Linked DNA regions of Mus musculus: region 1 is linked to region 2. Evidence: chromatin loops called from intact Hi-C (ENCODE). Cell type or tissue: heart. All regions are shown on one strand. Links, peaks and the distances in the headings refer to the core of each region. The heading gives the core; the rest is flanking DNA. Region 1 holds the start of Gm52303 (a long non-coding RNA gene). Region 2 overlaps Efna5 (ephrin A5).

Region 1 (15,693 bases), core at 2,564-10,563, 130 kb after region 2:
TTATGTTTACATTAGGGTGTCTCTCATTTCATCTGTTTACGTTCAATAAATTATATTATATCAAACCCAGATTTGGAGTATCTCAGTCTAAATACTTGAGTGATTCCTGTTAATATTTTCATAGGACTTCAACTTTAGATTTTTTTTTTCATGTTTCTCTGCAAAATAACACCTAAGTGTACAAGTTTAATTCAAGTACATTGGTACGTCACTGAATTATGTGGCTGTCACTTGCACAGGAGATGGCTGCATCTGCTATATGCTTTATGCAAAGTTAGAAGGATGAATGTACTTTTATTCAGCTCAAAGATGTGCTACATACATTAATCAACCAGTAACTATTCTCTTTATTACACTCAGCATTGTTTTAAACCAAGAAATAAATGACCAAAAGGCTCTATAAATTAATAAACTAGCAGAGGAAACTAAATAAATAAGTAAGCAGATGATAGATAGGTAGGTAGGTAGGTAGGTAGGTAGGTAGATAGATAGATAGATAGATAGATAGATAGATAGATAGATAGATAGATAGACAGACAGACAGCTGAGTCAATCAAGTTTCAACTCTAAAAAGAAGAGGGTGGATTAAGAGCCAAATTTCCATGATGCTGCATAATTTTAACTTAACTGCTGTTTCACTCAGCTTCTCTGTAAACACTGCTTCGGAATACCCTTTTGTCCCGTGTACAGAACGTCTTTCCTATTGTCCTCCCGGGAAGGCTGGCAACAGGCTCTGCACTTTGACCTCCAACCCTGCCTCAGCAAGGGGCTCGCTGATATTCCCAGAAGTTTCTCTCAATGGAAGAAAACCATTGAAAAGAGAGCCCTCCTTTTAGGCTGGTGGTCCCTACTCCCACATTACTCTTGGCCCCCTCTAAGTGGTGGCATGCAGGTCTGGTCAAGCCCAACAACTCCAGGGCCTTCACAAGCCACTATTTTTCATGTCTATTTGATAGGTCTTTTCCTTGCTATTCAAAGCAGCTTTCAGAGTCATGTTTGTGTGTGAGGGCTCTCTATTATGGCCTCATATTTGATTAATTTGCAGCATTCATGTGTCTAATTCTCTATACACAAAGGGGATGAACTAGTTTGGACTCCATCGACAGGACAGTTCTGCCAGGAAAGTTCAAACAGAAGGCAAATGGCTGCCGGTGGAGATGGTTCCCAGCTTGCTGAGAAAAGCTTAGAAACACGGTCAAGAGTCCAGCTTAAAACAAAACCAAACGCTGCTATTGCTGCCAGTGGCTTTGTTGATGATATTTTAAAGCACGTAGGCAACCAGAATGCTGTGTCCCTTGTCAACGCGTACATACATCTTCACAAGAAGGGGTGTCTGAGAGGACCACAGCTGCAGACATTGCACACACACACACACACACACACAAAGAGGTTCCTGGCTTTCTTTTAGGTCCTCAGTCAACTTTTATCAACTGGGGGGGGGGGGGGGCGGGGGGGGCGGGGAAGCAAGAGACAACAAACATTGTCTGCAGCATCATTTGGGTTTTACACTTTAGCCCATTTCAGGTATTGTTTGTGAAAGTGTGAAAGTATCAGAGAGCAGAATAAGGTTCTCCTTTCTTATTACTTACTAAACGCTTTCAAATCTGCCTCTAAACACAACTTATCATCATCCCTTCAGTTGCTCCCGACTACGGAGCCCTCCAGAAGCGAGCGACAGCAAGAGCAAAGTGGGCAGCAGCCTCCTTCCTGGTTCCCGTGGTCATTTGAAATGTAAAAGTTAATATTACTTTTTAATCCAGAAAAAACAAAAAAACAAAAACAAAAAAAAGCCTATCTAATGTCCCTCCCACTCTTACAAAGTGTTTCAAAGAGCTTGAGTCTGCGGACAAATTATTTGCAGGAAGCAGAAGAGAACGGCTCATCCTCCCATCGTCCGAGTCGCCCTGCATTCCATGTGTGCTTTAATAAAAGGCAGGATTCTGCTCGTCCCATGATGTCACTCGTACTCTGTATTTAAAAGTCCCCAAAGGCCAAGTTACACTTCCTTTTTCTGGAGCCAAAGGTGAAATAAATCTTTACAATGTAGAGGAGGGGGGGAAATGTGTATGAGTTCTTCCAGAATATATGAGGGAGTCTGCAAGGAATCAGGTGAAGAACCAACAACTTGGTTTTCAGTTTTTCTGATTTACTTCAATGACCTTGGGGTTTCCCCTCCTGATAGAACTAGGGGGGAGGGAGAGGGGGTGAGCCAAGGTGTGTTATTCCATGGGCTCTCACATTTGATTTTGTACTCTGGGAAGGTAAGAAATGATGGCACCAGGCACATGAGCATTTGCGACAAGATACACACAGACTCAGCACTTGGGCTGTGATCCCTGAAACCAAGCTGTCTGCGGCTCCGAGAAAGAGCAGCCATCACTCACAGGGTTCTGGTGACATGACATTCTGCTTTCCTAAGAGCAATGTGGTTACTAACCTGAAACTATCAATAGCCAGGTACAGAAAAGGAAATCCAGGTACAGATGATCCGTTTGTCATTTTTAGGGTACTCTAAAAAATGGTGGTGGAGGGTGGGGGTGGCACGTGACTTGGGGTAAAAGTACGTCTCCAGCATATAGGGTGTGTATGTGTGTGTGTGTGTGTGTGTGTGTGAGTCTGTGTGTGTGAGTGTGTGTGTGTATGTGTGGAGTATGTGTGTGTGAGTGTGTGAAATATGTGTGTGAGTGCATGTGTGTGCATGAGTGTGTCTGTGAATGTATGTGTGAATGTGTGTGCATGAGTGTGTATAGAGTATGTGTGTGTATGTGTGAAGTATGTGTGTGAGTGCGTGTGAGTGCATGTGTATGTGTGTGTGGAGTATGTGTACGTGTGTGTGGAGTATGTGCATAAGTGTGTGAGTGCATGTGTGGGAGTGTGTGCATGAGTGTATGTATGTGAGTGTGTGTGCATAAGTGTGTGTGAGAGGGTGAATGCGTTTTAATTGGGAAGCCATGGGGGGTGGGGGGCAAGGTAAAGATTATGAGGAAAAAGTAAAACACTAAAGAGAGCCAGGGAGAGCGGTTTAACACAGCACTGTATTAACACCTAAGTGATAAAATTGTAAAAGAACAAACCCATAAGGACAGAAGGAAGCCACAGAGGCCACCAGCTCCAGTCTCAGGTATGCCTGAGACATGCAGTGACTTCTCTCAGGGCTCCTTGGAGCTGTCAGGTCAGCAGATACAGAAGCCCCTCTCAGCACAGCTAGACATGGACCAGGAGATGATGGGGAGAATTGTTCGATGTAAAAGAGTCAAGCAGCAACATGAATAAGCCTGAATTTATTAGAGGTCCGAGTCTGTGTGAGGCTGAAATCAGCTACTTCCGAAGTAGGTAAAATTCAACCATACAGGCTTGGAGCCTAGTGAAGAAATGGTATACTTACACAGCAAGTTCAAGAACCTGGGCTCAACCTGCAGCACCACAAATAACAAGCAAGCAAACGCACACGCAAGTAAACAAATTGAGTGTATCTTAGATGTAAAGCCCTTCACTTTTATAAAATTAGTATAAGCCCTCTGTGTTCTTATAAATCCACCTGTTTCTAGACATGTCAAGACAAAAGAGGATGTCATAAAAATTGCTAGTTCTCCCACAATTCCCTGCAGCCTACTGACCTAGTCCTTTCTCTAAGCTTAAGCATGAGCACATGTGCGTGTGCACACACACACACACACACACACACACACACACACGCACACACACACACTCATAAAGCATGCCACTGTGTTTCGTGCCAGCATGAGGGTGGTACATATGTACCTTTAAGTCTCTGCTCATCCACTTAATGCCAGTCTGGGCCCAAGTGCACATATAAGTCAGAGCTCCGACTGCTCACAGCCAAAGCCAACTCCATTGAAGTTAACAGAAATGACATTTCCTTTAAGAACTTCTCATAAAAACCTCCTGGCAAATTAGACAGCAGCTGTCGTGAACACAAGACGACAGCCACAAGAGCCAGGGGTCCTGTCCTTGAGGGCAGAAGTGGGGCCAGGGCCAAGAGTTTTGTGCTTCTTCTCTAAGCACAGACATTAGTGCGGTTAGGACGGACTGCAGACCTACACAGACCTACACAGACCTGCAACAGACTGCAGGCAACCTGGCTGCGGAGCTTCCTACACTTGAGATGAACCCCTTCCCTCCCCTTCTCTTCTCTCCCCACCCCCTTACTTCCTCTTCTTGCAGGTGGCTTTTTAGAAGGCTCCTCTTACTATTATTATTTTTTTTTTTTTTTTTTTTTTTTTGGTTTTTCGAGACAGTGTTTCTCTGTGTAGCCCTGGCTGTCCTGGAACTCACTCTGTAGACCAAGGCTGGCCTTGAACTCAGAAATCTGCCTGCCTCTGCCTCTGCCTCTGCCTCTGCCTCTGCCTCTGCCTCTGCCTCTGCCTCTGCCTCTGCCTCTGCCTCTGCCTCTGCCTCTGCCTCTGCCTCCCAAGTGTTGGGATTAAAGGCATGTGGAGGTTCCTCTAAAAACACAGGGGCCACCACAGAAATGGCAGCTACAGTCTGAAACCCACACTGTGAAACAATTACACACTACTGTTTTTCAAATAAAAGACGTGATGGTAAACTTATTCATATAAAAGACTGTAGATATTTTCTTTTTAAAAAAATATAATATTCCACGAAACAGTCTTTGAGTAAAGGGCACTGAACTATTAAATTCTACCCCAACCAAATATATTCCAACTTTTATTTCAAGTTCAAAAGAGGAGAAGGATAGGCTAGAACTATCTGGATTCTTTCTATAACTTCTAAATTTTGACACAGTGTGTGTAAGGCATATTTCAAAGATGTTGTATCTGTTTAACACAAGTTCAGAGCAGAGGCCCAGCTCCTGGTAGGGGAGAGAAACTCTTCCTGTATTTTTGAGAAGACCCAAAACTGAAGGACCTCTAATTTCTAGTAATTATCCTGGTACCTTACAGCCCATGATTACAGATATAACCATGCCCTGAGCTGCCCTCCAGTTTGTTCTAAACTCAGTGCTTGTAATTAGTCTTGATTAATACTCCACATTTCATATCAACAGAAACAGTGAATCCAAAAGACCCTGTGTTTTCCTGCCTCATGGAGTCCCGCTGCTGTACATGTTCTGTGCCTTCATCAAGGGAACCTGCTGAGCAAATGGGATCGGACAAAGCCTTGGCACCCACCTGGCCTAACTATTCCCGGGGAAGCAGCAAGGCCTTTCCTGTAACCATCTTAATCCCTTATATCAACTAATTAATACACAGAGAAAGCTTTTACTTGTGTGTGAGCAATTATACCAAGTTCCTGGTCAGTGTCCAAATGGATTCACAATATAACTCATGAACAATGAGGCTTAGGGAAAGACATCATCTAAAGATGACTTCTAAAATGAAGAAGAGCTTGAGAAGCAGGCATTAAATGACTCTGTTAGTAGCAGGGTGCCGGGACAGAAAATAAATGCCATTCTTTTTTTTTTTTTTTTTTAGTAAACTAATTCTGAGGCCTTATTTTGCACATGTGTGACTACCTTAACCAGGCCATTTACATGAGCAAACTAGAACCAACAGATAAAGGAGTTGTGACTCTCTCTTTAGATAGCTGAAATGGTTAAAGACTTGCAAGGGGCTGAAAAGCAAGAAAACGTCATGTCCTCAAATAACTGCCAACTACTAAACATCTGAACAAACTCACTGCGCACAGACTCCTGAAAGCTACCCGAGACTCAATGAGTTCACCTTGCTGCCTCGGCGCTAAGTACCTGCTCTCAAGGTCCTTGTGTTCTTTCCCTTTTAGAATGTGTAACAGGAAGCAGTGATTTGCGAATCACGGCTGCCTGAGGACTAGCTGAAAACTGGAGCCAGCCTCAGAGGATGGGGAGCAGAGGAGGGCTCAGAGCCTGAAGCAGAGTACAGCATCCCCTGCTGCAGGTTCTGCCCTCCACCTCACCTCAGCCAGAGTGGCAGTCGTTCTAGTGTCAGGGCAGCTCGTCCTCCAGCAGAGCAGAGGGCACAGGATCCTAGTGGCTCGGGCAGTCGAGAAAAGGCTCTCCCGATAAAGCATTAGATTGTGGTAACAGGCCCTGGTGTGCACTGGGAACTCTTCCTGTGCAGACGTCTGGCTGTCTGGCTGGGTGGGAGGACTTTATCCAATAAAGGTCCAGCACCAAGTTCATGGAAGCCAAGCTTTTAAGAAACAAAATGCTTCCTCTAGTCACCACCCTGATAGACTGTCATCTACCACACATTCACACTCATGTATTTGTGTGTGTGCGTGCTGTTTAGACTGTCAGAATTACTGTACTGAGTCACCCTTAGGAATCAGACACTGTCCTCCCAGCTAGAAGAATCGCCCACCCCTGGAATTTTCAGGATCTTTTCCCACCTTTCCCAGTGTATACCCACTGGCAGGAACCAAAGAGCTATCACCCTGACAAGAGAAAACAAGCTGTGGGCCACTCTAAGGAAACAGGTTTTTCCTTCCCTCGTAGAGACATTCTTTCTTGGTGAGCTCATGTAAAACAGCAAAATGCTCAGTGAACATACTTGGTCCCATTCCCTGCAGGTGACTGTGCCCTTCAGCTTGACCTGTGATATAGAAAGAGAGAAAAAAAACCACTCTCCAGTTTCTAAGTAAAAGGTGACCATTTGGCAGCTAAGGTGATGGAAGCTGGAAACAGTGATGTGGAAGAACTTGTCAGACAGGTGTGGCCCGGGAGCTGGGAACACAAAGCAAAATGTTTCTGGGGGCCAATCTTGAGCCAAATTAATTTAAAAGGACAGGATAGCGACTGTGTGATGTTTGTGCTATGTTGGTATTGGGGGAAGAAAAAAAAAAAAAAAACTGTTCTTATCTGGCAAGGGCGCCCCCTGCTGGCCGCCACTCTGAACTCCGCCTCTTGGTCTCTCTCCAGAGAAGGCAGAATTGCTTGCACAGCACAGAGAATCCGGCAGGGTTAGATGGGCGAGTCCCTCGCAAAGCACACAAAAAGAGCAAAAGGTGCGGGTCACCGCCCCAACCACAATCTACCTCCGTCACGGTTCTCTGCAGTCAGATAAATTACAAGGCGGCTGGAAAGAATGACTACGCTGATTACTGCTTTGCAGGTGAGACGTTGGAAAGCCAGGGAGGAAAGAGGCCATTTTATGGGGCCCAGCCGCAGAAAGGATTCCTAAATTACACTCACATGTTTATAGCGCTTGACTATGGGACTAAATCTCCACTATCCTTCTAATGGCTCCGGTTTATTGTGACATTCTTAATAGTAATTACTTAAGGTCCCAAGCACATGACACAGCAGCCTAGGATTAAAACCCATTCGAACAGTAGACAGAACACCTTGCCAGCGAGTGACCTAAAATCAGCCTTGTGTTCCCACGCCATCCCCCACTTACCCCCTATTTCTTTGCGAGCTACTAGGTGCACAGACATTTTTTCATGAGCTGCTCTTCCAGTGTCTCCGCTTTCCCCTCTCACCTATTTTGTCCTATGTTTGGCCTCTTACAAAACCCTGCTAATGTTTCACAATATTGGCACACTACCCCCCCCCGTCGTCTCCCCCCCCCCAAAAAAAATTCCAGCAAAACACTTTGGGCAGAAAACACTTTGTAATCTGGGGCTCGTGTTTAAACTCGCTGTCGTCCATTGGAACTAGTTACTCAAGGAAAATTGCCACGGCGCTCAGCTGGTTCAGACTACCACAAAGAAAACCTGTTTGTGGAGGCACACGGGTCTCTGCACTCCTGACAGAAACGTCATACTTGAGCGTCTTTAGCTCGGAGTTATATGCCCTTAGTCTCCGAGAGTTCACCAGCTCAGGCTGAACTTGGCTTCCCCCTGGGACCTCAATCTCATGTCTGTTCCCAGCTCTCGACTTCAAACACGGGGGACAGGGATGCAAGGCATCTAGGCGTGAGCAGAGAAATATAATAGACAAAACAAACATGCTTCATCCCCTTTGGGTCACTGGGTCTGGTTTTCATTTTCTAGTTTACATACGAAACCAAGGGGTAAGAAGAAACGCCCATGGAATACAGGACCGGGGGTGGGGGGGGTGGGGGGGGGATCCCTTATTTCTGAATTTTAAAGACACTGCCATACATCGAAACGGGTTGTTTGCTCTTTATTGGATCCAGTTTGCTGAAATTTTTAGTTTTCAGTTCTTTGTGTTTCTTCTGCAAGTGGAAGACTACCCAAATGAAACAGTTTATAGTTATCCTTGTATGTGCTAGTTCGAAGAACGCTTGCTGACCGTCAGGTGTGTTTTTGTCCCCATGTCCGATGTGGGACAATATTTAATTCAAGAGTGTATTTTATTCACCTCTTGCCTTAGCTGGTCCTGTAGGCAGGCATCCCCAGGAATAGCTTGATGAGGGAAATGTTTACCTACCAAAAGCTGTGAGAATGACAATGTGGGCTGATTTTTATTTATAAGAGGGGGGAACTGAGCAATTTTACAATGAACCCGATCAATCTGTACCCGTTTGGGGAATAATTCTTCTCTGAATAGAGTTATCAAGACACCTGTAGTTTACCTGACCCTGTGTCTACAGGAAGCCAGAGGTTCTCATAATTATGTTCAAATGCAAAGAACTTTTACTGGTTACCACTTAGACAGTAGATGACCCCCATAAGACTTGGGATGACTTCAGTTGCTCCACGTGTCCAAAGGCTCCAAACTGCACATCCATGTTCACACATGCATTCTCTAGGAAAGCCAGAATCAGCCTCTCTTTATTTCAAATGTGGGGTAAGTACAGTGGCTATCAGCTGGACAAGCCGTGGAGAAGGTTATTCACCTCTGCAAACATCACAACAGTAAGCCATGTGCTAGCACAAGGGAAGTCCGCCATCTCTCAGGAAGCCAACCTTGTTCTGGTTTTTTTTTTTTTAAGCTACACTGTGTTACAATACTCTCATATTGTAACAATACTTAGAAACTATGTCAGCAAGAGGAGAGAGAGAGAGAGAGAGAGAGAGAGAGAGAGAGAGTATCAATAAATAAGCTCTGTCTGATACCCCTCAGATTAAACTCAATATGCCATTAATATGAAAAGAATTTGACAGTTTACATAAGGGATGTGACCTGGTGCCAACAACCTCTGGCTTCTTCATTCTCCAGATGGTAGCAGATTAGCAGGCAGCCTTTATTCTCCTAAGAAGATTTCCCCCCATGGAAAAGCTATAAAGACCAATTCTGTTCCAAACTTCAAGTCTCCTTCACAAATGTCTACCCAATTCTAGGCCTTAACTAATGCCTATTAAAAGAAGCCCTTGGGCTCAACGTTATGCAGTGTGGGGGGAAAACACTAAAGGCAAACTTAACTCTAATGCCTGCCTTTAAAAGATCTATTGACAGAAGCAGTAGGGAGAGTTTGAACTGATGTTAACTTAAAGAAAAAAAGCTGGTGAGATTCAATTGTGGATGTGAATGCTCGAGTGAGTTTGATCTTGACGGGGGCTTAAGATAAGGAGGATAAAAACCTAAGCCTACTTACACATTAAAAAATGCAGTCACACTACATTCACTACACACACCGCTCGCAATTTGTTTTATGCCCATCATCACTGAGGGCGTTGAAGGGCACCCTGTATCCCGGGGTACAAAGCCACAGCAGAGGGCAATTACTCCGCTAACATGAAGAACCATTTCCTGACATCACACAATGTCCCCCTTTACACTCGATCTTCCAGTGTAATGCAAAATAATATAATTGAACTTTTCTTTAGTTTTCTTCTGAAGGAAGAAACATAACAGGTGGATAATCAAAGAGATCTGAGAGATGAAAACCAGTTCTTAACATGAAGGAAAAAATAAAACATTCTTCCCATATCACACAGGACGGAATCTTTGAATAATTAGGGAAATAGCATATTGATAAACAGACTGACCCAAGCAGGTTAAGTGGATACCCTCCCTGATGCTTGGATTCCTCTGTGGCCACGGGGATACAGGGTATCCGCATGAAGGACCTCCTCTCTAAGAACCACGGGAACCCATTAAAAACATTGTTGCAGCACCAATTAGTACAGGGCTGCTTAGATATTCTTTGTTACTTCTTAATATGTCTACCAAACTCTTCACAGATGAAAATGGAAAATGGGGAGGCTTTGTCTGGAATTTCTTCTATTTTTTTCTTTGCTGACAAGATAGTCTGGACAGCTGATAATCCTGAAAGCTACAAAATAAACTACTGCAGAAACACCATGCACAGTAAAAACAAATCGGGCAGAATAAGGTCCCTCTTTCCAAGAAGTCTGCATCCATCCTCCCAGGAAATGAAAACTTTAGAAACTACTGCAGATACTAAGAGGGAAGAGATTACAGGTCCTTCTATCTGTTTAACAGAACGGGTTTCCATTAGCTTCTAAAATCACTTAGGTAAGAGAACATTAACATTTGCCAACAGCAAATATACTTTGAGGTCCCCAGAAATAAAAGTTTTTGTGGAAACCACAAAGGCCATAAAAAGGAGGGGAGAGGATTTATTTAATTTATTTTCTGCACACCACTTCATTTCCTAAAGGAGGAAATGCTGGACAAACAGTAATTTAATGGTCGTATAAAACACTCACCCAAGGATGCCATTAATGGTGACAGCCCAGATCTCATCTAGGCAAAGCACACAGTTCTCTAAACACATTGGCAGAGTTCAAAACTGAGTTCTTCCAAATGGCTATTTTCTTGTCTTGTAGTCTCACTACTGTGTACTCACAGAAATATCTCTTCCATTACCATTATCATAATTACTTTAAGCAAAAACACAAAAACAAAAACAAAAACAAAAAGTTACATGTGAAGGGACTGTACTCCAACCCAATAGCTGGGACCATCATGGCAATCAGATAACGAGTTTCAGAAACAGCTTAAGGAAATGAGCTAATAACATGACTGCCCACAAGCAGATTATCCCTGATTGCCACAAAGAACGCTATTAGGGGGCACCCTGTTTTCAAGTGATCATTTTTCCAGTCTGTTACAGAAAGGTTAATCTGCAGCCCTATTCGTAAAAATCAATTCTGAAACATGCTAAATAGAAAACAATTACATCTAAAAATTCCATCATCAGGAGCCACGTTGACATTTCTTTTCATTGTCTTAGAGAAAGAGTAATTCGAGTGCTTTTCCATAAACTGACCAATAAGAACAAAGGCTGGGTGGCACAACTCAACCAGTTTAATGTTGTCTACCTAGCATATCTGGAACAGGCTCGTGAGGGGGAAATAAAATGGCTGTTTAAAAAGACTAACAATTTTTAACTTCCAAATTCTTTCCGCCAGGGTGATGAGAGAACATAGCCAGAGAACTCCCCCAAATACCCTGAGCCTCCTCCTTCCAAACCCCAGGAAAACAGTTGCTGTTGTTAGGAAGGTAGGATAAAATCCTGTCCAACCTACATTCTGCCCAACGACTGCATGGCCCTCCCCCCTCCCCGCCCCACCCCTCCCCCGCCCCAGGGTTATCTCCATTCCAATACGCTAACACCTGTTCCAACCTGCCTACCTATCTGAGGCCCGGAGACTTTTGTCTAAAGAGTTAATATCTGCATTTTTTTTTTCATTCTTCATTTGAAAAGATCTAGCAGCCAATAGCACCAGACTTTCACCCTTGGCTGGCAGCAAGATCTGATTGTGATATGTAAATCAGAATACGTTTCACCTGCAAAATGACTAACATAAATGCAGATGAGAATTTCCCCCAGGGAGCTAGCCAAGGCACCCCCACCACCACCTGGGCGCTCTGAAACAAGTCTATTGTAAACACAAAACCCAAGCCTTGCTTGAGAAAGTAGCCTGGGAAAATGGGAATTTTACCATTCCCAAATGAAGACCGTATCCCAGCGGGGATGTTGTGCCTAGGAACATTTCATAGTTCCTAAGAAATCTAAATATCGGGTATTCCTGATGGAAGCCGAAGCAGAAGGAGGAGGATATACCCTTCCCTTCCTGGTATAGAAAGCGCGTGGAAACAGAGAAACTTAAGGATCCCCCATTCTAGCTGGATTACATCCAAGACCCACTTATCTGAGATAGAATTAGACCAAATGTCAAGAGGAAAGAATGGACGGGCTTACCCCCTTCGTGTTTCAGGAAGAGCTAGCCTTAGTATTTTGATGACATTTTAAGTATAAAAGGGTTTTATTGTAAACTTTGGACCCCTAGAAGGCCAGCTTCTAGAGAATTTTGAAAGGAGAGATTAGTTGGAAGAGCCTCGCTTTGGATTCCACCCTTCAATCACGTTAGACACAGGGCTTTAGCCACTTTCTTGCCCGAAAGTCAGACATGTGGTTCAAAAGTTTAATTATATCACCGGCTGCATCGGAAGCGCATTGTCTCTCATCCACAGGAGGGAGAAGCCCTTTTGCTGGAGTGCTGGGGTTCAGGCATCTCGGTGGAGGATTTCCACAAATTCTCAGGTTATGCCTGACAATTGCTATTTTTTTTTTCTCCCTTAACTGATCAAAGAACACAGCCTGGATCCTGATGAGATTCTAAAAGGTTTCTCTCAAATTCTAAACTTTTGGCCAGAGTCCTGCTCTCTCCCCAAACAGCTGAGCTGTTAATGGATTGAGTCTAAGCACAATCATATTGGCACTTTTTTACATAACTCCCTGGTTTTCAGCCAGCAGTCATTCCGTCATTCAGCTGACAGGAATTTACTGAATGCTTAGGTGTTGAGAAGATGCAAAAGAGAGCTGTTCCCAGAGAAGCACGCAATCTCAGCCAGGTAGAACTCAAGCTAATTAATCTAGTTATGAGCCCAATTAAACGAGTTATGCATGTAGACTAGGCCAAACTCCGAGAAGTCTGAGGTAACCGTGAGCTTCATTCTCAAAGTTGAGAAATATCTGCTACAATCAGTGTGAAGTTGTGGCTTGAAGCAGGGTACAAAGAACAGCGAAGCTACCCTGGATCCCAGCCAGATCCATGAGCTGACAAAAAACTTGCCTGTTCTAATCAGGAGGAAGCAAACATGCAGAGTATGTTTTCATGATGAATATGAGAGTCACAGGATATAAATAAATAAATAAATAAACAAACAAACAAGCTAAGCCAGAGCACTAAAGAGGAATGGTCATCCTTACACGCATAGCCACTGAGCTGACATCAAGGGTGACGTGAGGTTTGCTTGTCCTCACTACACACACTCACACCCATGGACATTTGATGGCTACATTCTTATGTCGGTGGAGAGAACCTAACACCAACTTCGTCCACAAAGGAAAAGTCCCTCTGAAACTGAAAAGGAGCCTTCGATGGTATAAGCTGACTTAGAAACACAGAAACCTCAACCTCACTACCCAGGGCTTAAACAACTTCTTCTAAATTCCAAAAGGAAAAAAAAAAATCAATAAAACGATGCTGGATTGTATCTGTCTTCCTTCCAACATGGTCATGAATATATATATATTCATGACCATATATATATATATATATATATATATATATATATATACACATAGGCACTGTGTGTGTGTGGTTGTGTGTATGGCTATGTGAGAGAAAGAGACAGAGACAGAGATATTGAGGGAGAGAGAGAGTGTGTGTGTGTGTGTGTGTATGTATATGTGTGTGTGTGTGTATGTGTGAGTGTGTGCCTGTGTGTGTGCCTGTGTGTGTTTTAAATGAACGGCCCACAACAGAAGTACAGATCAGACCCAACACTTTCTGTGTTCCTACTCTGCACCATGCACAAACCTGCTCTATTCTTTCCAACAACTCTGGATATTAAGTGCTAATTCTGTTCTCACTTTATATATGCGGGCACCGTGGTTAAAATTGCTTATGCAATCATAATAGTAAAGATTTTAGACATAACCACATCTAGATTGGAATTTTGGCTTCCCCATTATCCAACTATGTAATACTGAGCAAGATAAGACATCTGGAGACTGAGAGAATGAAGTAAGGTGTATACAGAGAGCTAGCATGCAATAGGAGAAATCGTGCCTCTTACTATAATTGTTACTGCTGTTTACGTGGCTGGAGGTGGGGACAGCATTCTATCCTATCTTCAGCCAAGCATGCTATCTTTAGACCTGCATGCTGTCTAAGAGGTTACAAGATTCCTAACAGCTATTTGAGTCTATCTTTCAAAAGAAAAGAAGGTAGGAAAAAGTTGTTCTTCATAAAACTGTACGATGTGCAGTAGAAAAAAAAAAATTGAAATCCACAGTGAGTGGAGCCATTGTTTGTCTTTCCCACCATCCCTATCCCCCGAAATCAGCAGTGGGACTCAGTAAGTTCAGTTCACTCAAACATGGTGAGTTGGCCGTTTAGTGAAAAACGCTTCATCCACATGAGGCTGTGCGCTTGGTTCGGTCCCAGCAGAACCTTCCGATGCACTAGGAGCCTTCCTACACGATACCTTAGTGGCCCGGGCTGCACAGCTGCACTTTGGCTCACCCTAGTCTATAGCACTTTCCGGACTTTGGAGGCTCCTGGTGTATACTCATGCACATAGATGAAGGTGACAACACCAATTTGGTTTTTGAAGGCACTTGTCAGGTATCCATAGTGAGGTGTGTATTTCAATTTAAGGAGCGTCTGTTCCGTAATTGATCTCTATTGCAAATTAAGAAACGTAATACTAGACATTAAATCTCTGACAGGACTGTGAGCATTATGAAGAATGCTCCATTTGGAGATAGTACTGATCAGATATTGAACTCCAACCCAGACTTGAAAAGTAAGGATACTTGCATGAGAACAGAGTTTTTATTTTATCAAACTATCCATTTTTCTTGCTACATACATTGCTCCATTGAAGAATTCTTCTCTAAAGTGATGACTTTAGGGTGAACAACTGTAAAACCATATAGGAGACAATACCCATACCGTTTCATTAGAGGTGGGGTGGGGGGGCAGAGGGGGGAACAAAGAAAAGATACACAGACAGACGGGGCAGGAAGAAGAGGGAGAGGGAGGGAGGGGGGAGAGAGAGAGAGAGAGAGAGAGAGAGAGAGAGAGAGAGAGAGAATCAGCTGCAACCACATGTAGGCAGACACATCCTGCTGGACCACTCTATCAGCTGAATCCTCACAAGTTTGGCTGTGTTGGTCAACACATTGTTCTCCAAATTGTTAGAACCTCTGAACTTAATTTACTGTGGTCTTAAAACAAACAAACAAACAAACAAACAAACAGACAGACAAAGAGCTTCAAGAATTCTCCATCTTGGCATTGAGTTAGTACATTGAGGAAAAAATTTACTATAAATCTGTAATTTGGATAAAACTAGAAAAGGAAAACCTTACAATATATGCATGTGTATAAAGTATGTAGTTGTAGCAAGACATCATTGCGAATTGAGCAATCCATGCTGTAAACAACACCGCCAGCCAACTTGTATAATTTAGATCTAGTTCTCTCCTCCCCAGCTAGCTCACTTGCCAAGACGCATTAATAACCTCCAGAAACATCCCATTTTTCACCTCGGAACAAATTCACCCAGGTTAAACCGTTTTATATATACGGTACTGAGAACAACAACAGAAATCATTTAAGCTGCGTCCTTCCACAACTGCTAAAGTTTCATTCCCCCGTGATATGATCCTAGGAGATCTTTCATTATCTATCGTGGTCCTTTACCCCTGAGACGTATGAAAGAATAACAAAGAGAAACAGAGACATGCTGTGCCTTTAGGGATGTTAACAGCTCAAAACAGCGAAAACATTCCACTAGTCTATAGTACCTCGACTATCTGAGTAAGCTGCAGGCTG
Region 2 (15,693 bases), core at 3,860-11,859:
AACGTTTCTCTATAGGTTAATATTTGTGAGGAACATCTTTAAGGTATTTTTTTAATTTCTAAAATTTCTAGTTCCTCATTAAAAGTGTATCCTTTCAACATTCAGATTCAAAGTTGTGGTCTACTAAATATGTAACTTTTATAGCCACTGATGTCATGGGATGTATTAGGGCCATGGGCAAGGGGTTGACCACGCCTGGTATGAAGTCTATATGAATGACTTTAACCTTAGTTAGCTGAGTGGCAGTTCTGAGAATCTATTACTAATGATAGAAACGCAACTTGAGGATGTCAGTCAGAATCGGGAGCAGCCAAAATACACGACAACGACCTGCAGCTACTCCAACCTGCAGCTGCTCCCAGGTGAAAGAGCAATGGTAACAGAGAAGCGCTCACTCAGGATGAACAAAGGGGCTGGAACAGCTAAGGATACTTTGTCTCAGAGGTAAATCAGACACTTCATAGAAGACAGAGTCAACAGTTACAGTTTGCAAAGAAATTATAAAGAAAAAAAAAGTTCTTGTCTAAATGAAGAGGATATTCATAAGAACTCTCTGGTTTGTATCCTGTCTGAGTCTTGGTACCTGTGCTATGAAATGCCTACCTAACCTAAAGGGAGACAGACACTAGGCTGTCAGTCTTCCTGTTCCTGGATCTGCAGAAGTGAGATGAGGTGAGGAACCCCAAGACTCTGCCCCTTGTCCTCACAACTTTCTATAATTTCGACTATTAGGCAGTTTAGCTTGTTTCTGAGATGGGCGTTAAGAAGTGTGAAAAGAAGAAAAAAAAAAGCCATTTCCCAATCACTCTGCTCTTCCCACACATCTGAGGAGAAAGGCGATTCAACTGAGGGCCAATTCTCCCCCAAGAATCCTGTGCTTTAATTATGAGCAGAGCCCATGAAACACGCTAAGAGACACATCACACTAGCTCCTCCGTTGGTCTCAGCAGTGAGAGACAGGGTAGGCTTTCACCATGGGGTAGACAGGGAGGGATGCTATTGTGGATTGAAAACATGGTTGAAAATTCCATTTAATTGAACACCAGGCCACTGTGCTTCTTGGAAATGAACATCAATTCTTCGCTGCTTAATTTTGTGCTATTTTACCTTTCATTTAAAAAAAAAAAGTAATTTAAGTTAAACTCAGCCGAACAGCAAAAAAGCTCTTGATATTTTGAAGCATTTTGGAACAATTACTTTGACAGGAGCCCTTGACAGTTAAATGACTCTGTTAAATGAATGTTATAGAAGACACATAATGATCTTTAGCGAAATATTGAATTTAACCACAAATGAGGAGAACCTAGTCGTAAGCATACAGTGTCTGTGAATACTGTCTTGCTTATGAACCTCAGTGGATTCTAAAACTTCTAATAATCATGCAATCATCCAGTTATCGGGTGAGTGTGCCCCATCTTGGTGTTCTCTCTTTATTTTCGGCTTCTGCTTTTGTTGGTTTTTAAGTCCAAAAACTCAATAAGATATTGGTTCTGAAAATAACTCCCCCTTGTAGCACAGCATCTCGCAGTGGGAGAATTAATGAAATTGAAGCTGTCCTGCCACTGAACGCCTTCTCGTTCCTTTCCCTCCTTTGCTGAATAGGATTCTTTCAGAAAGGGGGATCTCAGAGAGGCTGGGAAAATCAGGGGTCAGTGGATGCCAGGGTTTCCTGCGTCTGCAAGACTCAATTTTCCTCCTCTTATTTTTATGGACTTAATGTGAGATGGTATCAAGGCTTTTTACGTGTTTTCTCATGACTAACAACTGAAGTATGTACCGGAATAATAAAACTGGTACTGTTCAATTTCCTTTTTAAATTCAACCCTAATATAAGAGAGAGAGAGAGAGAGAGAGAGAGAGAGAGAGGTGGCGACGGCAAAATCCGACTTGCTATAAAAATTCTGTTTTCTGAAGACGGAGGGGAGCTAGAAACCTCAGTGGATCTGAACCGTGTGGGTGGAGACATTTGGATGGAAGAACTGAGTCAGAGAAACAGGAATGTTCTCTATCTTGTTTGTCTGGCGAGCTGATGTAGAAGGATGCCAAGCATTTAGAGTGGTATCAGGTGGATTTCCACACAGACAGAGCAACAACACTTGCCGATTCCTGAGGCCGGTTAAACCTCAGGTCTTCCTGAGTCCCTGCTGGCCCTTCTAGTCATTTTTACCTGAATTGCCTCTTCACAAGTCTGCCCCTTACTAAAAAAAAAAAAAAAAAAAAAAAAAAAAAAAAACAGGAAGTGTCTCCATCTCACACACACACCCATTTCAGAGCCAATATGAGCAGTTCCATAAATGTGCCGTAAACAAACAAGTTTTCATGTCCAATAGTGAACTACATGGGGAAGGCTAAACTATTAAATACATTCGATACTAAAAAGGTCCAGCTATGCCTACTGTAGGTCTACCATGGGCCAAGAGGCCTAACAGTTGGTATCATCTAGAACTCTGTTACTCAATGTGTGGTCCATGGGCCAGCAACATGAACACTTCCTGAGAAGTTTATGCACGCCTAATCTGAAGTTCTACTTCAGACCTCAGACCGGTTCACATCTGTATGACAACCAGTCCCCCAGGTATCTCATGCAGAGTGAAGTCTGAGCAGCATTCAGGACTAATTCATGCCAGTGTCACATCTGAAAGAGTAAGACTGCTTGGGATGGAGAATAAACCAGGCCTTGGCACTGTGATTAATGCGGTCTGGTCTGCTGAGACCATTTAGAGCGCTCTCGGGACAGTCACACAATGCTCACAGGTGAGAGACCAGTTCCCCTGGAACTCCTCCTAGATACTTCTTCACACTTGCCTGTCTAAAGACACAGCTGCTCCTAATCACTGTCTGCTCTCCTTGGTGCAAAGCAAGTATTTATCGTCAGCATGCTGACATTTGCAGGAGCTAGGCCTTTCTCCACTTAAACTGTGCCTGGCTGAAAGAAAGGATGTTGCTGACACCTGAATAAGAAAGCAATGACTCCAAGTTATGTAAATTTAATTATTTCCTTCAGTTTTTTTTTATTTCCAGGAATCTTTTTTTTTTCCCCTTTCTCCAAGATTTAAAAAAAGAAAAATAGTCCTGGCAATTTTCATTTAAAAGAAATAAATGTCGGCAGTGGTTCACTGCACAGGCTGACACGGGGTTTCATAGAGGAAGAGGTGCCGTTGCTTTAATCTAATTTGGGCTCTCAATTCCCAGCTAATGTATCTAGGGATCATGATGTATGTGTTCACAAGGAGACATCTGTAACACAGAGTCCAGCTGTGCAATTCTCCAAAACACAGGTTTAAAAAAAAGAAGAAGAAATCAGTCAAGAGTTTTGCAGCTGCCCCACAACGTAATAAATCTCCAGGTACTCACAGATGTAGAAATACTCTCGGCCTGGCCTGAATTCAAATCCTAAAGAAAAGGGAGTGAAGAGCTGGAATTTTTCCGAGAACTTCAGCGGTCCGTTTGGGGAGTGAGGCCGGTTACATTCCCATCTCTTGAACCCTTTGGACGTGTGGTCGCAGGCACTGTACCCATCAAAATTCACCATGTACAGGACGTAGCGCTCAGTCTTGTCTTCTGGGACAGAGTCCTCATAGTGAGGGCAGAAAACATCCAGGTAGTCATTGATACAGACATCAATGTGGTAGTCACCCCTCTGGAATCTGTTGGAAACAGAAGGAAAGAACACGGTAATTCATACCGGGAGGTGTTTCTGCTCGGAATCTACACTTGTATCCTTCAATAACTTTGGAGATCAAACATTTTGTATGAAAAGTCTTCACTGAACGCTTAGGATTTATAGCCTGATTTGAAACATTTTACATACATACATACATACACACACACACACACACACACACACACACACACATCACCCCTGCGAGTACCAAATCCCGCTTCAGTTTAACTTTATAAAACTATGGCTTCTCTGTTTTAATTAATGACTTCTTCCAAACAGCTGAAATGTATTTCACAGGACATACTGAAGTGGGAATCAGGAATCATATGGGTAAATCTTTCTCAGCCTAAAGTCATGGCGGCAGGAAAGCATACAAAAAAAAAAAAAAAAAAAAAAAAAAAAAAGCTTTTGTTTTTAGCTCCTGAGGAAATTCTTCCCTAAGCCCTCAGAAAGGTTCACCATAAAACTGTGTTCCTGCTGAAATACAACACTCATAAAGTGCCATAATCTTCATGCCGGACAGTCAGTCTCACATGAACACTTCCCAGTGATGATGAGCGGGTCAATTCCATTTTTGGACATCTCTAAATGTTAGAAACTTTCTTCCTGTATTGAGCATAAATCTGCTTCTGTGTAATTCCTACCCACTGATCCGACTTCTGCTGCCTGGAGTTACAAAGGGCGAATCTAATTCTTCTTCTGCAAGGTAGTCTATAAAACATTCCGAGATGTCAGCAGTCTCTGGATTCTCCTTTCGCTTTCCCCACACGTGAAAATCCTCGTCCCTTTGGTTATCTCTGGGATGATTCCCAGACTCCTTCTCATTCCAGGATCCTCCCACGCCCCCCAGTTTCCCAATGAGTTCTTAAAATGTAGGACCCACTCATGAGACTTTCAGCACTTAGGAACTAATGTTCAACCTGGGAGAAATAAGACTACTTTTCTCCTCAATGCTAAATACTCTCTGACAAAGATTCCCTTTGGAGAGACAGCATTGTTTAAAGGGGAAAGTGATGGTTCTACTCATTGAGTGGGCAGAACTGGCTTTAAGACTCGGATCTGATGACGTCATACATCATCCAGAGCCTCAGTTTCCCAATGAATAAGATAGGATAACAATGAGAATCTGTCCTGCTGGCCTCCCAAGGACCCTCAAGTCTCAGAGGAGGAGGAGGAGGAGGAGGAGGAGGAGGAGGAGGAGGCATAGGAAGAAAACCCTGAGGTTTCATCAGAGGATCTGCATTTCAATGAGAATCCTCTCTCGTGGGCCACTTCTTGCAAAGAGAGCCATACGCCATACGTGTTTATTTCTTTGTGTTTAGAATGCTCGCGCATTTCCCTCTTCTTCATTACTGGTGGACAATGATTTGTCAAGACACAAGGGAAGACTTGCTTTTAAAAGATTTCTGAACATCAAGGTAACATCACTGCTTAAGTACAAAGAAAAGACATTGCAGTGTTCAGATAAAAGGTGCTGGGCTATGAATCATCACCACTCAAGAGTAGCCTGACAGCATTGGACGAACGCCAGACAAGAACTGCAGCAGAAGGCGATGCCCAGATGCACTTTATACTATTATATTATTATTACAGATTTTAAAGACATTCAAGGGGGAAGTTTTTTTTCCTCTCCCTAAGTGTCATTCATGCTAGCTTGACTAGCATGTGAAAGTGCTTAAATTGAAAATGAAAACTGTAGCTACCTGGGCACACCCTGTTATTCCTTTATTCTGTAATTCTGTTATTCTACAATTAAAAACCACGTTGTCACGTTGTTGTTATTATTATTATTACTATTATTATTTCAGGCTCAGTTCATCTTTTCCATCTTTGTCCCTGTCCATGTTACTAGAATCTTAAGGAAGCAAAACTATGGAACTGAAAACCCACTCCACACTGGGTTGACTGGTATTCCCTTCAGGGGATAGTGTGCTTTTATGTGAGATGCTTACATTACTGAGGGTTCTATTTTAAACATGTGATTCTTCTACAGACTAATATTCCTACTCTCCGATCAATATCCGAAGACAATAATCTATCATAGTCAATTCACACTTCTGCTTCAGTTCCTTGCTTGTCTGTCTTTTCAGACAAGGGTGTTAGGTGGCTGAGGCTATGCTAGAATCTGCTCTGTTGCCAAGAATGGCCTTGAACTCCTAAACCTCTTGTGTCTGCCTCCTGCGTGATAGGATTATAGGCTTGTCTGTCTGGTTACAAATCTTTCATTTGCACAAGTTTGTCTACTACTGCATGTCAAAGAATAAGATGTGCGTGTGTGTGTGTATACACAAACAATTACTAACTGAAATACATGAAAGTTATTGTATAATGTGCTCAAGTATAAAAGAGAAAGACAGCATGAGATATCCTTATTTTATACCAAGCCCTCCCGATTGGATACAAAGTGGTCATGGCTTTCTCACTGGGAAGAAACTCACGAGCATGACTTAACACTGAGCACTCTCTGTGTGACATTCATTATTTCAGTTAACATTCATCACAGCACCACAGGATCCCCACTGTTGTTATATCCATTCAAAGGCAAAGAAACGGAGTTTAGGGAATCACATGACATACCCAATTTCCTAGCTAGTAAAAGGTAGAGGGGAAAGTGACCTGGGAGCTAGCATTTCCTAAGAGATTAAATTGCTAACGCCATGTCCATAGGTCTGCTTCACAGTCCCTAGAGAGACAATTCTTGTTGGGGTTCCAGTCCTCTTTTCCATTCACTGACATAACAAGCATTTGCTGTCCTCGAGATTTGCGTGTGTTCTACATCTATGAGATACATATACTATGAAATACTCAAAACAACTAGAATGAGTAGTTAGAACATGTTTACATTAACAATCAGGGGCAACATCCAGAGAGGACATTATCCTCTTAGCTTCATGTTTCACAGTATATAGGTAGTGGGGCTAAAATCAGAACCCAAGTCATACATGTTCTGAAGCATCTTTGTAACCACGAGGGCCTCACAGTGGGACAGCTCCACAGTTACAGCAGCTTCCCTTCTTACAATGGCAGCCTCTTAGAAGTGTGGGTACCAGTTCACTTCACGGTGCTACCAATAGAAGTCAAGCCCTGCTTCTCCTCCCTGCCTACTCACTTGACTCCAAAATCCTAAGCCAGCAGCTGAGGGGAAGCCCTTAACTCCTGCACATTCTCGTCTTTCCCAGAAAGAAGCACTCTCAGGCCCAGCAGCCATTCACATAAAGGGATCTTTCTCCACCAGGAAACAGCTTTCCTGAGCTTGAGCTCACATCAAAGCAGAAATACACATCTAGAAAGATTCTAGAAAGACTTTGCATGCCAATATTTACAGATGCCCCGGGGCACCTAGCCACCTCGTTAACAGGTTAGCCAATGGTCTAGAACTTTCCCTGCAAATGTCTCCTCTTTTTTTTTTACTTCCTCTAATTTTACCACTGTGTCCCGCAGTGGCCTTTGAGATCCTTGTATCTGGTTAGGAACTATACTATCTGGCAGCCCACCCATAAGACCGCAGTCGTTCTTCTTCCACTAAATTATCTCCGGTTCATAGCACAGTAGCATGAACACTCAACAGACTTAGTAAGGAGATTTCATCTGCAGAAAACACCGTCGTAACTGTTCTCACAGTGTAAACATCTCAGGAGCCAGAAACATCTCACACATCTAGAAAGATGACCCCTGTTCCTCCCTGGGAGCAGGCTGTATTGTATGTTGTGTCGAACAACGTGGCAGCTCGTTGTTCTACACAACATACAATAATATTCTACAGCAGAGATATATTTCACACATCTAGCAAAATGGAGCAGTAGGTTGGTTGAGGATTGATGTCAGCTGTATCACAAAAGGTCCATTTCATTTGACTAAGAATAAGATTTGGAGCTGGAGAGATGGCTCAGCGGTTAAGAGCACTGACTGCTCTTCCAGAGGTCCTGAGTTCAATTCCCCGCAACCACATGGTAGCTCACAGATCCGATGCCCTCTACTGGTGTGTCTGAAGACAGCAACAGTGTAACTCATATAAATAAAATAAATAAATCTTTAAAAAAAAAGAATAAAATTCAGCACAAAATTTAAACCCCTTTAATCATCCCCAATACCCAGAGTAATTTATCAATTATAATAAATTATCAATTATATACTTGATGGAAGCTAGAGAAAATGGAAGCTACCCTACTGGTTAAAGGAAAGGCAAAGTGACCATGGAAGCAAGGAAGGAAGGAAGGGAGACCTGGGACGTACACCTCCAAATTCATTTGAGAGGATATGTCTCACAGAATTTGGCTGCTGACTTTTCAACACATGGCCAAATTTAATCCTGACCACCAATTTAAAGCCAGTGTTAATATCTCTTCCCTTAGCTAACCTGTGCAGTTAGAAGTCAATCATGACTTGAATCTCAAAACTCAAATCAAATGTAGACAAGACACAACGACTGTCCCTCCATTGAGTTCTCAATAATGTGCCCTCAAATGTGTACTGAGATATGAACTGGAGCATCATTGTATGGCACCAGTCAGCTTGAGGTATAGCATCTCTGTCCTATTGACCACTTTCTTTTCCACTCTGGGCCACTGAGTACTGCAACATCTAGTCCTTGAGATTTTGGGTTCTTTATCAGCGGAGTTCTTAACTTAACCCTGTCCTTTGGTGACTCTTTGTTAAAGCAAATAGATCTGGCGCAGCTGTCGTTTGTCAGTGGGCGCTGTTTCCTCACTGACCTTTCCTCCTCCTCGACCATATGCCCCGGTGTTGTGGATCTTGACAGATAAGAGAGAGCAAACAGAGACAAAAAAGAGGCAGGCAGCATCCTGGGCTCTAGGATACAGTGCTGCAGAGGCACAGTATCCCTCCAGCCCCATTCTCCTGTAGCATGCCCCGCTCGCTCTCGATCCATCCTCCTTTGCTGGAGCCCAAATGCATTTCATTTTAGTAGCTGGAAAAGGAAGGGGACGGTGCCTATTTAAAACATTCTAAATTGGCCTTTAGCATATGTTGCTGGCACAGCAGAGAGCCTGCTTCCAGGGAAATACGTAGTGAGGTATTTTATCAGGCGGCTCCTGAGTGAAGTGGTTCCCCTCCCTAAGTACAGAAACGGCATCATTGAAATGAGACAGTGCCGTCAGAAGTTAGGGAGCTTCGGGGCACCCTTTTTCCCGCTTCGGGTAGTGTCTCAAAGAATTCCACAATGAAAATGTTATCTCTCTCCAATCGGATGGCTGACGACTACATTTTAGATGTATTTTAACATGTCAGGAGGTGATTCCTATTTGAAGAGGACTGCGCTGTCACTTCCTTAATTACGGGGCGACCTAATGGATTATGTTCTGGAACTGAGATGCAAAAGAAGGATATGATTTATGATCGAAGATTAAGCAAATTTATCAGCTCAGGGTTCCTCTCGAATTTTAAACCCAGTCTAGAGCAAGTACGTCTCTACAGCGGCTGCCTTTCAATTCCACTAGTTCTGATTTTAAAGTCTAACTACAGAATAAGATGTGTCTGTTAGCCAGAAGAATTTCTCATTCGTCCCAAAAGGACCTGATGGGCCCCCACCCCCCCCCCCCCCGTCAGAGACGCAAGCTTCTGTGTTTTACTGTGCTTCTGTGCAATGGGCAGAGCAGCAGTCCTGTTGCATAACATGCCTCCCCCTGGCTCCTTCTGCTCTTTCTCGGGGCGCAGAATGCAAGCCTTATGGTCCCTACCCTAAATCTGAAGATGTTCTTTTTTCTTTTTTCCTGCAGAGGTTAAAGCATGAAATATAAACAGCAAGTGAAACTTGGCACAGATAAATGGCGGTGGTGGCAGCACCGAGGGCTGAACAAATATTTGTTTTGCTAATTTTAAACTTTCCCCCTCTCTTCTGGGCTAAAACGGGGGACTCTTTGGGGTGTGTTGGTAATCCACTTTCACACCAGGTTCTCAGCGTTTGACCTGTAGATAGTTTCAGCACAACCAGATGGGTTGAAGCTGATGATGACCGTAGTAATGGACAGCACTGGGCTGTGTCCCTCTTTCACGCTCAGCAATGTACCAGCATCAACTCCCAATTCTTCTGAGAGAAGTGGTGACTCACAAAGCAGAGGAAAAACTTGCTTCCATGCGCATCTCAGGGATATGCAAGTCCTCCTTACTCTTTTGCAGATGACATTCAGTCCAGAGTAAGCTGCATATATATGCGCTACATGTGCTAACAGCTTCTGCTACATCGTATACCTTTTCATCCCATGACGTGTAAGGTGCTGATGAAATATTTGCTTTCCAGATTTAAGGGCTGTGTTGATCCATTCATGAAAATGCCAAACAGAATCCACTGATGTGCATGCTTTGTTAGTGAGGAGCTCTGTGGCATGGCCACTCTCATTAATTGTTGGTAATATTAATAAGATACAATATTCCTGGCCGGATACTAAGAATCCATCAGCATTGCAATACACTAACTTGTGACTTTGGATTTTCTCTCTCAGTGCTATGTGTGTGCGTTTTAAAGTCCCATGTCTGATATCAGTTACCCATACCAAATGGTAGGTATGAATCTTAAACAGCTCTAGTTTGTGGCTAGTCTAATATTAGGCACATTAGTCTGAAATTTAAAAAAAGAAAAATTATATTCCCGGTGACCAGCACCTGCTTCAGACATAAGACACACAAAATGTTCTCTGTTCCCGAGTTTTAACTCATTTGGAGTTTTGTTTTATTAGCTTGACAGAGGAGCTCCAAAGGAAACAAAGCATTAAATGGGCAAGACCTAAACAAGACTCTTCTCTAGGAAGGGACCGGGTATTTTGGGTGACAGTCTAATTGCTTTTAAGCCCCGAGTGAAGCCTGAGGCAGGGAGCCAGAGTATGTCAATGTCAGCGGGGCCAAGTCAGCCTGTTAACCAAGCAGAGCCCTAACAGGGCGGACACATCACAGATCATGTCAAATAGTTTTCAAACGGGGATTTTGAAACAAAAATAAAGAATTAACATCTGGCACTCAGTGTGGTCTTAACGTGGGTCACGTTTACAATGCAGAATAGACTCTTTCTCACTCCATCTGCTGCCCAGGAGAGTCTCACAAAGCTGGGGAGCAGGCTCTAAGCCATCTGGAGTTTTAGGGCCTCTTAAGTACATGGGGCAGAATCCCTGATGCATATATACAGATTGACTAAGAGTAGGTCCAGAAAAAAAAATCACCAAGTAGCTTATACAGCCAAAGTCGGAGGAACAGACTGAATGACTTGGTTAGCATCATGGTACGTGGGAGTCTGTCAGACCAATAAACCACCCACCAAGCTGCTCACTTCTAAGCATGCCACTCTATCCGCTGTGGGATGGTAGTCTCTGGCACAATTCTAGGCCACTCTTCGTTCCCTCTTCTTTTGTCACCAACTCAAGGAGAGCGTTGTGGAAAATAGTGATTTGATGCTTTTTAACTACTTGATAAATGTTAAGTGAGATACCTGAGCTGATGGTAACTTTGTGAAAGTTATCTTCTCAGCCCTAGAACACTCTGGTTTCCAATAACTGAATTCTCCAGGGTCTATGTGGAATTGGCCTATATGAATTCATGTGGAATTGGTCTATATGAATTCATGGCTAAGCAAGCAAGACATAACAGGCAGGAAGAAAGGAAAACTATCTACGTTTTAGGCCTATTTTTTACTTTGACCCATATCAGCCAAAAGGGAACGTGCGTGCCAAGGAGTGACAATAGTAATATCAGCTCATAGAGAACTTCAGTTTGTAGAACACAGGTCCATGTCTTCACTAGGCGAGATGGTGTGCAAGAGGTGGCGAGGTTCGTGGACCACTTAAGACCTTTGAGTAGCTGCATAAAAATCTGACTAGGAATCAGGTTAAGAAGGGAAAGGAGACAAAATTTGGAATGTCAAGAAATTAGATGTTCACTGTCGTCATAAAAAGTATTGAATCCATCCAAAGGAAATGGGTAGGTTTGGGGGCGGGGGGGAGGCTGGGTGTGCCTATCAGTCTTTTATCCACCCATCTCCTTGATGCTGCAGCATCTATTGTCAGTAACCCCAACCACTGGCTGAGTATCTACACTTTGATGGGTGCCCAAAGGAGGGAAACTTTAGCTGAAAACAAGGTGATTTGTAAAGCATGTAATGATCTTCTGGATCCTGTGTGTGTGTGTGTGTGTGTGTGTGTGTGTGTGTGTGTGTGTGTGTGTATACACACCTCATACCAATAAACTCTTCTAGAAATTTCATACAGGGACTATATATATATATATATATATATGCACACATATATAAAAAAAAGGTCAAGATCATGAAACCAAATAACGGCAGACTGCAAAAGAGAAAATGATAATCAGGACTGTTGTTCAAGCAACGCTAGAAAATTATGCCTAGCCGAGGAGGCAACTTAAGCACCTAAGGCAGAATGAAAGTTTCTCTCTTGTCATTAAGTCCTCTATTCAATTACCATTTATCGGGGTAATTAAACACTGGAAAGTGATGCCAAGCTAATTGTTAGATTATGATAATTACATGTCTTTGCTATGCTACAGCTGATCAAAATAAGATGTGGTCCCGCGCTCTTAGCCGAGGCTGCTCTGTAATCGGCAGACTTTTGTACAGCACTGGGCCGTTTATTACTAATTCATTACAAATCAGGCAGAGAAGCTTATTATTTGTAATGTTGTCCCCCCCCCCCAAGTCTCCTGGAACAAGACTCCCAAAAGGTTAAGCACAAACTGCTGCCTCTCATTGGCCCATTTCCATCCCAATTACACAGCTGAGCGGCACTGGGTGCCTCTATTTGAGAGGGTTCAGCAGTCTGCTTCACAAAACCCTGCAGCCGCCTCTCACACTGGCAGGAACACCCAAGACTCCTTTCAGCCTCTGCCAACCACTGTTCTCTTCTGAGTTGTGTCCCCGGCAACCAGAAGCTGGCAATCCAGAGGATCTTTGGGTCTGGAGGCTCCTGTCTGCTCAGGTCAGGACCGAGGTTGGCAGGGTTTCGGTGCAGAGAGATGTGGAGAACAGAAGCTGCCTGGCATCCAGGCTCTCCGAGGCTTAACCGAGAGTGAGGAGAGGAAATCGAATCTCTCCAGCATCCTACCAGTCACCACCAGGCAGTGACTCCGATCTCTGGGACTGTGGGCCAGAATTAATCCATTGTCCTTAGTCTCCACCAGGACACAATGCTGGAGGTTTAGAAACATCTCCTTCTACACCTCCCCCAGCAATCTAGGCCATTGCCTTGAAGGCCGGCAGGTAAACAGGCACCCCCCAGTTTTTATCTTGGGATTTCTTAAGCTCTTCCCTAAAACTATCGCCACCAGAGCATGCTGTCTGTAAAACAAGCAGCAGTTTGAAGTGTATCAACCTGTTACAAAGCACCCATCGTGGTCTGCAGTCCACTTAAGACACAGGGTTTTTTTTTTCCCCTTCCATATTTGCTATATTATACACTTAATGTATCTCCATGCCTAGATGACTTACATTGATGGTCTAAACCTCTACATGAATGTATTTGAGACAGGGTCTTTATGAGAATAATTAAGTTAAAGGCGTTGTAAAGGCAGAGCCCTTATCCAATAGAATTAATACCCTTTTAACAGGGAGTATCAGATGGCTCCTCTGTTGGTCATGGGAAGATTCCTTGAGAAGGGAGCTGATCATAAGCCATTTAGATATCCCTAACCAACCCTGCTGGGTCTTGATATCAGACCTTCTGCCTCCAGAAAATAAATGTTACTTTATTACTTAACTTGTCAAATCTATTGTAGTTTGTAACAGTAGCCTGGGTAATACTGGGTCTTAAACATAAAAGAAAGTAGAGTGGTTACAAATTATAATGCTATCGGTGACTATAAGAAGAAATAATGGGTAGTAAGTTGATGGATGCAATAAAGAATGACCGAAAATGCTTAGGGAAGAGGGGACTGAGAGGAAAGGGAAGAGGGTAGCCTTAAACCACTGTTGGCACACACAATAGCACCCTGCATACAGAGCTGCCTAAAAATCTATGAGCTGTTCCAGACACAGAAGACCCTCTATTTTCCTAAACAAGGATAGTTTCACCTCTGAATTTAACTTACAGAACTACAAAAGCGACTGTGCTGTCACCCAGCAACCTTGCTGTCCTAAGGTTTCAGCTGAGCTTTCTCTTAGAGACAGACCGAATGGAGGTGTTATAGAAAAGTCACTACTCCATTTTCTCCTCCTTGACCCTGCAAATTAAAATAGAATATGATAGCACCCTTCAAAATTTATAGTAAATGTGTCTTAGCAACACAACAAACCACAAGGTACTTCTTAATATCAGAACATAGGAAATTACCATTTAATGTACATGTTGGCAGATAGCCTGTGGCTTAAAACGGGGGAACAGAGTACTATAGGTCATCACATAAACGTGGGTTTGCACTATTATTATTATTTATTCCCTGAAGTTATTAAAAGGATATTCATTCATACAGCTGACTCCTATATTTACTTTTATAGCCTGGGCCACAGAACGCTATAAGCAAGAATAACCCAACATTTAAAATAAGAAACGGATTGCTCTATCCCAAGCAAATGTAAGGGGAGGTGAAGAGACAAACAGTTCATGATTTATTTCTGAGAAACAGCTCCAAGCACTTTGGGGAATCCTCATGTACTATAACAGCTCTCCCTACCTGAATCCCGTTTATCTCAGTGACTGAGGCTAGCTGGTGTTTTTCTCCAACTCTTCATTTTAATAAACACGACTTTCAAAGATACACTTTCAAAACTGTGGTTCAAAGCAATAGAATGTGACCTTCCTCTTGAACTCCCAGAAGTTTTGGAACAGCTTGCTACAAGCTTTGAATAAGCCACTTGTCCAGGCCCCCGAGTTTCAAAGGACATGAGATACAAGGTTGGTGAAATGACATGGTGATAACGGGCAGTCCATACCGGCTGACAAGTCAGCGCCAGGAGCTTCGAGAAGAAAGGGTCACAACTGGCTTTCCTCAGCACTCAGCTGGACAATCGCAGACCCCAAAACCCCACCACATGCACATTAACATTTTATTGCTACTCAACACATTCTTTCTTCTATGAGAGAGAAAACAAAACCAAACAAAAAAAAAGTGAGCTAGGGCCAGTCACAAACTGGGCACTGATGAGCTCAGTCACAAACAGTAAATGCGTTTATGAAACCTGTGTTAGCTGCTAAGAACTTAACACACAGAAATCTATGCCCAACATCCGATAAATATGACTATAGCTCGCTATTCGAATTATTTACAGAAAAGGCCAATTCCATTTGTTGACGTTTTAATTCAACATCTGCTTCCTACCTCGTACATGCCAAATACTTAATTAAAATCGTAACCCATTTTTATATGCTAAAAGGAACCTGTAGGGGTTTTTTTGTCTACCCTAAAAATTAAATATAAAATACACCCTTCAACCCTACCTCAGAGAAATCGGGTGCAAGTAAGCAGGGGATGCACTTTGGAGAATCAGATTTACAAGTGCAGGGGGAAATACCTTATCCGCCAACAAAATCCACAATAGGAAAGAGCTAAGATATGCCCAAAGACAATAAGAAAGGCAGAATGTCATGGTCCCTAAAAGTGCTGGTTCCGGTGGTATACTAGCCATAACTAGTAAGAGTATCATGTCGCATACGCTGACCAGGTGGGTACCAAAAAACCACACTCCACAGGATGGATGAAGGGCAGCATCCACAGTTGGTACCATCAAGCCCAACCTGGCGCATGTGAGCTATGAGGGCCTGTCCTGGCTGACAGGCCATGCAATATGCTTCTTGATCTGGAAAACAAAGTAACTTCCCCTTACAGTGTTGGATTTTCAAAAGTTTCAAGCTATCCTAACCCACTCGGAGGAAGTGAATGGAAAATTTAAGGCATCTAGGAGCACATAGTGTTTTTGTTTTATTTTAGTAAATATTTCTGGTACTAAAGCTAGAAACATAGAGTTCTATGTGTGAATCACTTCTAATAGAACATCAAATTTAGCTTTGTTAACATTTCAAATCAGAGTGGTGGCTTCAACATATACTATGTCTAAAGAAGATGGATATCGCCCGGCA

What was found. A loop is a pair of places that touch in the nucleus more often than their neighbours do. Peaks named below come from ENCODE experiments on the same cell type or tissue, not always from the same donor. Only the 100,000 strongest peaks of a DNase experiment are listed, where the experiment ranks them.
Region 1: a loop joins it to region 2, with 2.4 times the contacts of the local background. A loop is called at or near these places in 3 of 42 quality-filtered maps.

What each region holds. Positions count from the first base shown.
Region 1 is chr17:62,777,267-62,792,959 of GRCm38, forward strand. All of the region lies in intron 1 of Efna5 (ephrin A5), which reads right to left. Gm52303 (a long non-coding RNA gene) reads left to right here and starts at 976. Exons shown (of 2, transcript XR_003952355.1): 1 at 976-7,076. Gm46583 (a long non-coding RNA gene) reads right to left here and starts at 13,367. Exons shown (of 2, transcript XR_001782160.2): 1 at 11,466-13,367; 2 at 3,263-11,370. In heart, for the core only: a CTCF peak has its summit at 6,863 (motif pointing left); DNase peaks (open chromatin) are centred at 5,935 and 6,895; H3K4me3 peaks cover 958 bases; H3K27ac peaks cover 1,678 bases.
Region 2 is chr17:62,647,488-62,663,180 of GRCm38, forward strand. It overlaps Efna5 (ephrin A5), which reads right to left. Exons shown (of 5, transcript NM_207654.2): 2 at 3,355-3,647. Among named protein-coding and RNA genes, the nearest start is that of Gm52303, 120 kb to the right of the region's middle. In heart, for the core only: a CTCF peak has its summit at 7,651 (motif pointing left); no DNase peak of the experiment used is centred there; H3K4me3 peaks cover 551 bases.